Linked DNA regions of Homo sapiens: region 1 is linked to region 2. A link is an interaction called in ENCODE POLR2A ChIA-PET data of the cell type or tissue named here. Cell type or tissue: PC-9. All regions are shown on one strand. Region 1 overlaps FAM118B (family with sequence similarity 118 member B). Region 2 overlaps ST3GAL4 (ST3 beta-galactoside alpha-2,3-sialyltransferase 4).

What was found. Peaks named below come from ENCODE experiments on the same cell type or tissue, not always from the same donor. Only the 100,000 strongest peaks of a DNase experiment are listed, where the experiment ranks them.
Region 1: POLR2A ChIA-PET joins it to region 2 with 6 read pairs; 3 of 35 experiments call an interaction of 5 or more read pairs at or near these places.

The regions. Positions count from the first base shown.
Region 1 is chr11:126,244,347-126,249,346 of GRCh38, reverse strand. The region is part of intron 4 of FAM118B (family with sequence similarity 118 member B); the gene reads right to left. It also overlaps a transcript of SRPRA not described here and the pseudogene RN7SL351P. Among named protein-coding and RNA genes, the nearest start is that of SRPRA, 22 kb to the left of the region's middle. In PC-9, no CTCF peak of the experiment used is centred here; no DNase peak of the experiment used is centred here.
Region 2 is chr11:126,358,833-126,363,832 of GRCh38, reverse strand. The region is part of intron 1 of ST3GAL4 (ST3 beta-galactoside alpha-2,3-sialyltransferase 4); the gene reads right to left. Among named protein-coding and RNA genes, the nearest start is that of ST3GAL4, 5.6 kb to the right of the region's middle. RefSeq lists an enhancer at 4,798-5,000. In PC-9, no CTCF peak of the experiment used is centred here; a DNase peak (open chromatin) is centred at 3,042; H3K27ac peaks cover 1,182 bases.

The DNA.
Region 1 (5,000 bases), 110 kb after region 2:
TCTGAAGAATATCCAGTATACAAAAGGTTAACGTAAACAATTTAATACGTTTTTTAAATTAAAAATTTGCATTTTGCAACTGTTGAAAACATCAAACACCAATCAGTTCTAAACAGAATCCCAATGTCTTGTTTTGCAGATGTGAGGTCTGGCTATGTTGTCCAGGTAGGTCTTGAATTCCTGGGATCTCAAGTGATCCTCCCACCTCAGCCTCCCAAAGTGTTGGGATTATGGGTATCAGCCACTTTTCCAGACCTCCTACTTCTTAACATACGGCTTACTTAAATAACTGCTTTTCAGATTCATTTTGAATACATGTAAATATCCCTGAGTACTAATGAGGAACTATAATACCAACTTCAGGTGGGAAACTGGCTTTACAACTGAAAAGACAAAGTGGCTCTTGGGACGAAGGGAATTTGAAATGGGAAAGTAACTATGTAATGTGATGTAATATCTGATCCCTAGCCTGTCTGTGAAATGCCATTTGCTAGGGTTTGGACTGGTCCCCTAACGTTCATGTGTTGGAAACTTAACCCCAACGGAACTGTGTTGGGAGGCGAGACCTAGTAAGACGTGATTAAGTCACGAGGGCCGTGCCTCCATGAATTGATTAATGTCATTATTGCAGGAGTAGATTTGTTATCCTAAGTGTGTCAGTTATAAAAGCGAGTCTGGGCCGGGCGTGCTGGCTCACGCCTGTAATCCCAGCACTTTGGGAGGCCAAGGCGGGTGGATCACGAGGTCAAGAGATCGAGACCATCCTGGCCAACATGGTGAAACCCCATCTCTCTACTAAAAATAAAAAAATTAGCTGGGCGTGGTGGTGGTGCCTGTAGTGCCAGCTACTCGGGAGGCTGAGGCAGGAGAATCGCTTGAATCCGGGAGGCAGAGGTTGTAGTGAGCCAAGATCGCACCATTGCACTCCAGCCTGGGCAACAAGAGCGAAACTCCATCTCAAAAAAAAAAAAAAAAAAAAAAAAAAAAAGTCAACTACTATTGAAGGTCAGATACTTTTTTAGATTTGTTATAAAAAATATGGTGCTCTTTTCTTGTCTACCCAAATCACAAATCCATTTGCCCTATGATCTAGCAGTCACATGTATCCTACAAATACAATTTCAAACAAATGAAATGACACATATGAGGTTATCACTGCATCATTATTTTATTTTATTTTTTATTTATTTTTATTTTTCTTGAGACAGAGTCTTGCTCTGTTGCCCAGCCTGGAGTGCAATGGCGTGATTTTGGCTCACTGCAACCTCTGCCTCTCTGGTTCAGGTGATTCTCCTGATTCATCCTCCCGAGTAGCTGGGACTACAGGTGCGTGCCACCACGCCTTGTATATATATATACAATATATATAATGTATTGATAGTGTGTGTCTGTGAGTCAGAGTACAAAAATATATATATAGATATACGTATCTATATAGATATACGTATATCTATATATATATATAGATATATATATATATTTTTTTTTTGAGATGGAGTCTCGATCTGTCACCCAGGCTGGAGTGCAGTGGCGTGGTCTCAGCTCACTGCAACCTCCGCCTCCTGGGTTCAAGCAATTCCCCTGCCTCAGCCTCCCGAGTAGCTGGGATTACAGGTGCCTGCCACCACGCCAGGCTAATTTTTTGTGTTTTTAGTAGAGATGGGTTTCACCATGTTGGCTAGGCTGGTCTTGAACTTCTGACCTTGTGATCTGCCCGCCTCGGCCTCCCAAAGTGTTGGGATTGCAGGCGTGAGCCACCGCGCTGGCAAATACGTACTACATTTTAACACCAGTTTTATTATTACACACACCGATAAAAAGGCCTGGGTATACAATCACATAATCATGGGTGTGGAACATATTTTCTTGCTTCTAAGAAAAAGAATAGAAAAGGTTAAAACCTGGGGGGAAAAAAATCCAGGTCACTTATTTTAATTAAGTATCTTTTAGACCTATTTAAGCTACTAAATCCTACATATCAACATAGGAAGGAAATATGATTCTGCAACTGCATTGATTTCCTCAAGATTCAAAATGGAAGTTTGTCTCTTTTTTTGAGAGAAAGTCTGGCTCTGTCACCAAGCTGGAGTACAGTGGCATGAACGTGGCTCATTGCAGCCTTGACCTGCTGGGCTCAAGCAATCTTCCTGCCTCAGTCTCCCAAGTGGCTAGGACTACAGGCGCACACCACCACGCCGACTACTTTTTAAATTTTTCGTACAGACAGGGTCTCACTATGTTGCCCAAGCTGTTCTCAAACTTCTGGCCTCAAGTGATCCTCTTGCCTCAGCCTCCTGTGTAGGTGGGACCACAGGCGTGTACCACCACACTAGGCTAATTTTAAAATTTGTGTAGAGATAGGGGGTCCCGCTTTGTTTCCCAGGCTGGAAAGTTTTTTTCTCTTAAAGCAGATGACCCTAGAACTAAATTTGCCACCAGTGGCCTTTATAAGCAAAGACAAAGGAATGAAAACATAAACAGGGAGGCTCAGTAGTCAGAAGGAAATGCCAAACTCCCACACAACTTCTAAGGGCCTTTTCCCATTCATCTAAAACAGTGACCTTCATTTCCTTCTACCCTGAAACTTAGTAAAAACAAGAAACAAAAAATTGGCATGGTAGCTCAAGCCTGTAATCTCAGTTTTTGGGAAGCTGAAACAGGAAGATCACTTGAGCCCAGGAGTTCAACACCAGCCTGGGCAACACAGGGAGACCCCATTTCTATTTAAAAAAAGAAAGAAAAAAAACCTGTTCCCCCACCGCCTCCCGCCCCAGGGTTATTAACATTTCTAGTGCATCAACTATGTGCCAGACATTTTATACACATTATCTCACCTATTCTTCACAAAGCGACACAAGGAAGTAATATCCCAGTTTCACAGGTGCAAAAACAGATGTTGACAAGTTAAGGGATTTGTGCAGGGTTCCAGTGCATTTAAGTGGCAGAGTCTGATTCCAAAACCTAAGCTCTTTGCAGTGAATCTGTAATGTCACTTCCCCAGTATACATTAAACTGGCTCGGTAGATAGGCCTGTTAACCCTGCCATAGTACTGCTGAGTTGATACTGTTAGATTTGATTCTTTTCTAATATGGACATTTCCAAACACACACAAAAGTCAGAAAAGTACATACAAAACAAAAACATAATCGCAATACTTCTATCTCACCTAAAAAATATTAATGTCTTAATATTAGTGTTTAAATTTCCCCTAAATATATCATTTTTATTATTAAGTTGTAATAGTTCTTTATATATTCTGGATACTAGATTTTTGTCAAATATGATCTACAAATAATTTCCTCCATTCTGTGGGTTCTCTTTTCTTTCTTTCTTTCTTTTTTTTTTTTTTGGGACGGAGTCTCGTACCTGTTGCCCAGGCTGGAGTGCAATGGCGCTATCTCGGCTCACTGCAACCTCCGCCTCCCGGGTTCAAGCAATTCTCCTGCCTCAGCCTCCCCAGTAGCTGTGACTACAGGCATGCGCCACCACGCCCAGCTAATTATGTATTTTTATTAGAGATGGGGTTTCACCATGTTGGCCAGGCTGGTCTCGAACTTCCGACCTCAGGTGATCCGCCTGCCTTGGCCACCCAAATTGCTGGGATTACAGGAGTTAGCCACTGCGCTCGGCCTCATTTTTTTTTCTTTTTTAGAGCCGAGGGTCTCACTATGTTGCCCAGGCTGAGGTACAATGACATGATCATAGCTGATTGCAGCCTCGAACTCCTGGGATCAAATGATCCTCCTACCTCAGCCTCCCAAGTAGTTGGGATTACAGGTACAAGCCACTGTGCCTGGCTCTGTTTTCACTTTCTTGATGACAACCATTACAGCACTTCCGTTTCAAAGTCTCATCATGTCCAATTTATCTAGTTTTCTTCTGTTGCTGGTGCCTTCAGTGTCTGATCTGAGAATCCTTTGCCATGCTGCCTTAGTTACTGTGGCTCTGTAGTAAGCTTTGAAAGAAAAAAAAATTTGAGTCTCCCTACTTTGTTCTTTTTCAAGACGGTCTTGGCTACCCTAGGTCCCTTGTAATTTCATATGAAGTTTTAATTTTTTTTTTTAGAGACAGGGTCTCACTATGTTGCCCAGGCTAGAGTGCAGTGGCTATTCAGACGCAATCCCACTACTGATCAGCATGAGAGTTTTGACCTGCTCCATTTCCAATCTGTGTTTGTTCACCCCTCTTTAGGCAACCTGGTGGTCCCCTGCTCCTGGGAGCCCAGAACTCCTGGGCTCAAGCCCTCCAGCAATCCTCCTGCCTCAGCCTCCCAAGTAGATGGGACTACAGGTGCATGCCATGGTGCCTGGCCCCATATGAATTTTAAATCAGTTTGTCAATTTCTACAAAATCAGCAGCTGGATCCTAATAGGGACCATGCTTAATCTGTAGACCAATTTGCAGAGTATTCCATCTTAATAATATTAAGTCTTCTGATTCAGGAACATGGCATGTCTTTCCATTTATTTAGATCTTCTTTCATTTCTTTCAGTGTTTTGTAGTTTTCAAAGCATAAGTTCTCCACTTATTTATTTATTTTTTGAGATGGAGTTTCGCTCTTGTTGCCCAGGCTGGAGTGCAGTGGAGGGATCCTGGCTCGCTGCAACCTCTGCTCCCAGGTTCAAGTGATTCTCCTGCCTCCACCTCCCGAGTAGCTGGGATTATAGGCACCCGCCATCATGCTCAGCTAATTTTTGTATTTTTAGTAGAGACGGGGTTTCACCATGTTGGCCAGGCTGGTCTCTACCTCCCGACCTCAGGTGATCCGCCCACCTCGGCCTCCCAAAGCGCTGAGACAACAGGCATGGGCCACCACGCCTAGCCTTCTGTACTTCTTTCGTTAAATTTATTCCTAGCTATTTTACTATTTTTGATGCCAAGTGGAAGAATTTTTAATATTTCATTTTAGTATTGTTCACTGCAAGTGTATAAAAATACTATTTTTATATATTGATCCCGGATTCTCCAACCTTGCTAAGCTTGTTAGTTCTAATAGAGG
Region 2 (5,000 bases):
TGTGCTCACCTCAATGGGGTCTGAGAGTAGAAAACTGTGTTGGCCAACTCCCCTCATTCGAGCAGCTTCCCCTGGGAGAAAGAGCTCAAGAGAGAGGAGGGTGGAGGGTTCAGGTCCCAGGCTAGGGAAGCTTAGTCAGCCCATCTTTGGAGACCCTGAGGCCCCAGAAAGACAAGATCCCACCGTCCTTTGCAGGAAGATGTCCAAAGAGTTGCATGAGGGCTCAGGAGCTGAGCTAAAGATAAAAGCATTGCATACTTTGGGCAGGCACTGTCTCTTCGCCAAACTCAACTCCTGGAAGAGCCATTTTTGTTCGAAAATGCTGGAGCTGCCAACAGGAGGAGCTGACTCCTGCTCCCATGGGCTCCCAATGAAGGCTCTCCTGAACATTCCCGGCCTCCAGGCAACCCAACCCAGCCACCCCCAGAGTCCCAGTTCCACTATGAGGACAACCTGAATGCTGAGGCTGGAGAAAAAAGGCAGATCAGAGAAGCAAGGGCAAGGAGAGAATGCAGAGGAGGCAGAAAGGAAGGAGGAGGGATCACTGAAGATGGTGAGAAATCTAGGGGTGGAAAGAGAAGGCAGACAGAAAGGGATTGAAGAAGAAGAGCACGGCTCAAACAGGGACAGGAAGGAGATGGGGGCAGGAGGTCTAGAGAAACGGCCCACACTGCCTGTGAGGACAATCTCCCATACTCCATCAACACCCGCTCCTCGGCCAGCCCCTCATTCAGTCCAGCCCAGCTGGGGAGGGATTTCTAGACCACTCATCTTAGCCCACCCAGTCCTAGGGGCCTGGAGAACAGACCAGCTGAATGGGCCAGGCATAAGGTAGGGGCTGGAGAGGCAGAGAGAGAAGGGTTACTCCTGAGGCTCAGCCCAATTACCGGCTCCCTGCCTGTGGGGAGAGAGGTGCTCTGTGACCTTAAACAACTAAGTTACTTTTCTGAGTCTCTGCTCCCTCGTTTGCAATATGACAGCCAACCTCTGAGGCCTCTCCCAGCCTAAAAAATGTTTGTTTTGTTTGTCCATCACCAGGCTGTGAGACGTGGCAGATACTCTTACCCCAATTAACACAGATGCTAATTGAGTGCCAGAGTGCAAGACCTGCCCGAGGTCACATAACTGGTAAGTGGACGGGGACAAAGGATGCCAGGACAGCTCCTAGTGAGCCACCTGCCCCTCTTCCCCTGGGCCAGAAAGCAGACCCTCTTCAGTCTCTGGACCCCACCCTGGAATCCCAGAAAAGCACACCAGCCAGCATTTATAGAGTGCTGGAGTCCGGGCACTGGATGTTATCTGAAACATTATCCCATTAAGAAGTGTTGGCCAGGCGGAGCACGGTAGTTCACACCTATAATCCCAACACTTTGGGAGGCCGAGGCAGGTGGATCATTTGAGGTCAGGAGTTCGAGACCAGCTTGGCCAACATGGTGAGACCCCCATCTCTACTAAAAATACAAAAATTAGCCGGGTGTGATGGTGGGCACCTATAATCCCAGCTACTCGGGAGGCTGAGGTAGGAGAATCTCGCTTGAACCCGGGAGGCAGAGGTTGCAGTGAGCTGAGATTGTGCCACTGCACTCCAGCCTGGGCAACAGAGTGAGACTCCGTCTTAAAAAAAAAAAAAAAAAAAAAAGGAAGAAATGTTGGCCAGACACGGTGGCTCACTCCTGTAATCCTGGCACTCTGGGAGGCTCAGGTGGGCAGATTACCTGAGGTCAGGAGTTTGAGACCAGCCTGGCCAACACGGTGAAACCCCATTTCTACTAAAAGTACAAAAATTAGCCAGGAGTAGTGGCACACACCTGTGATCCCAGCTACTTGGGAGGCTGAGGCAGGAGAATCACTTGAACCCAGGAGGCAGAGATGGCAGTGAGCCGAGATCGCACCACTGCACTCCAGCCTGGGCAATAGAGCCAGACTCCATCTCAAAAAAAAAAAAAAAGAAGTGTTAATTTCTCGGAGAAGGAAATGGAGGCTACAGTGGCAGGCTGCAAGCTGTATCCAAGGCCATGCATGGAGGGAAGGGCTGAGAGCCTCCAACCTGCTTCTAGGAATACAAATCTCACAGCTCCATACAACCACCTCAGGCACTACCCCCAGAACCACCTACCTTTGGTTCAGCCTGAGCCCCACTGAGGTCCATGCTGGGGTCACCCCAGCACAGGGTTCCCTCCCTGTCACAGGCATAGGACCTGCAGGGAGTGGAGAACGCAGGGGGAGGAAGGGGGAGGAAGTGCCGGTGCTGGGTGGCCACGGAGGCTTCCCAGGACTGGGGCTTCAGTTGATACTGAAGGACATTTGCAGTCTAGCAAGGTCATTACCAACAATGCCCAAGCCATGTGAGGGGGCAGCAGAAGCAAAGGCGAGGAGGTGAGACCCCACACGGCATGCTACCAGAAAATGAGAACCACAGGGGGGTCACAACTGGAACTCAATGGGGGTTTTCAAAAAAAAAAAAAAATTAAAGCCAAGAAACCCTCTGTCACAGTTTCAAAAAAAAATTGAAGTGGAAACGCAATATGTACAAGGAATAAAAGTGGAGCTGTTCAGGAGGAGGCAAATGTGGGTGAACCCCTCGCTCTTCCAAAGCTGTCACTCCCTCTCAGGACCCAAGTGAGGGTTCCACCGTAGGGGTACCTTTCTTGGGCCTCAAATAAGGAGAGGACTGACATAGGGATTGGAGCTGAGGTCAGGACCTGTCTGCAGGGACCTGAAGGTTACTAGGGAGGGGTGATGGGTAGAGAAATGTGGCCAGCCGACCCTGTGGTGGGTGGAATGGGGCATGCACTCCTCAGGGGACAAGCTCCTGCCCATCCTCACCTGGGTTCCTGCCTGCCTCTCTGAGGTCTGAACAGAGACCCCCAAGGTGGCAGCACACAGATGGGGCCAGACCTTTCTCTGGCAAACAGCTCAACTGGCAAAAGGGAAACTTTTTCCCTTTGCCCTGGGAGGAGGAAGCAAAGTAAAGATGCAGCAAAGACAAATCAGCATACCTGAGCTGCATTTCCATCACTCATCACACAAGAATCTATTGAGTGCTTATTGTTTGCTAGACATCATTCCAGGCATTAAGAAAATACACCAGTGAACAAGACAGACACGCTCGGCTGGGCACGGTGGCTCACGCCTGTAATCCCAGCACTTTGGGAGGCTGAGGTGGGCGGATCACAAGGTCAGGAGTTCGAGACCAGCCTGGCCAACATGATGAAACCCTGTCTCTACTAAAAGTACAAAAATTAGCCAGGCGTGGTGGCGGGTGCCTGTAATCTCAGCTACTCAGGAGGCTGAGGCAGGAGAATAACTTGAAACCAGAAGATGGAGGTTGCAGTTAGCCGAGATCGCGCCACTGCACTCCAGCCTAGGAAACAAGAGCAAAACTCTGTCTCAAAAACAAAACAAAACAAACAAACAAAAACCAGCCTGGGCAACATGGCAAAACCCTGTATCTACAAAAAATAGAAAAATTAGCCTAGTGTGGTGGCGCATACCCACAGTCATGAGCAAGTCAGCTGCCTCCTCGCCTGCCCAGAACTCCGCGGATCCCTCAGCCTCTGCCCTCGTCAGTCCCTTGCATGACTTCCCTCCAAATGATCAGAACCCAGTGGGAACCCAGGGTATACCCCGGCTGGCCCCTAATTCTCTCCTGCCAGGAATCCCTCCTCCCAACCTGAGCAACCTCTAAGAGACAGGGAGGGCTGCCGGTGCGGAGCTTGTCTGTGGGCAAAACAGCTCACCATGTTGGAAGGAGAATTGGGTCTTTGGGAGCCTCTCTGGCCTTGAGCCAGCCCAGGACGGGCATCAAGGAGGGCCAGGCAGCCAAGGTGCTTCTGCCTGGCAGGAATCAGGATGCCAGACGCCAGGAGCAGCCACTTTGGCTGGGTTCCCTGTGCTTAGACCCCATAGGGCCCCTCCCCTTCCCCACGTGTGGCCGTGGTTGCCTTGCAGCCATGTGGGCGGCAGCCACATTTCCAAAGGAATAGGAGCTGCAGGCAGGCCAGATGGAAGCAATTGCCAAGGGAAAGCAGCAGAGGTGGGGGCTGGGGAGGCTGGGAGGGCCCACGGGGAAGGAGGGAAGGAGGGAAGGAGGGAAGGAGGGAGGGAGAAGAACCTTGTCCTGCCCCGCCCCGCCCAGCTGAGAAAGCGGACAAGCGTGTGCTCAGGGTACGGCCCGGCCGGGATGTGGGGTTCGGGAGAGCACTCAGAGGTCAGGGTTTGTGTTCCACCTTTGACACTAATACACTGTGGCCTTGAGCAAACCCCTTCACGCCTTTGAGCTGGGATCTGTTTCTTCATGGGGCAAAATGAGCAAACTCCAGGGGGCAGTTGAGAACTGGGCTGAAAAGTGAAGGTTTTGGAAGCAAGCCTGGATTTGAGTCCTAGCTCAGCTGCTTACGAGCTGTATGACCTTGGCCAAGTAACTTAATCCTTCAATCCTCCATTTCTTCATTTATAAATGGGCTTAATTACAGGGTTGTGTGAAGCTCACATGAAGGGACGTAAAGTGTCTAGCACATCTTTTTTTTTTTTTTAAGTTTATTGGGCCAGGCTTTTAATAAGTGCCTGATTGCTAAATGGTAATATTTTTGTTATTTGCTGAGGCCATTTTCATTATGGGGACAGATGTACAGATGTTCACCCATGCTGCAGTTGGCAGAGGACGCAGAGCACAAGTAGGGTCGCTGCAGACCAGCATTCCTTAGCACTCTCCAAACTGGTCCCAGCACTCTTTGGGGCTGCCTCCCCTAAACAGGAAAGCAAGATCCTGAGGACCCCAACCCCCATGCACAGGCTTGAATGAGCTGCAGGTGGGACAAAGGAACTCTCCTACTCAGGTGCTTCTGGGCTTCTGCAGCCAGGCCAGGCCTTCCTCACAATCAAGGCCCAGGTGGGAAACTGGAGGCCCAGCCAGACCCACACCTCACTTCAGCCCGAGCAGCAGCAACCTCCTCCCTGCTGGGCCAGCAGTGGCACCCAGGGCTTCAGTATAGGCAATC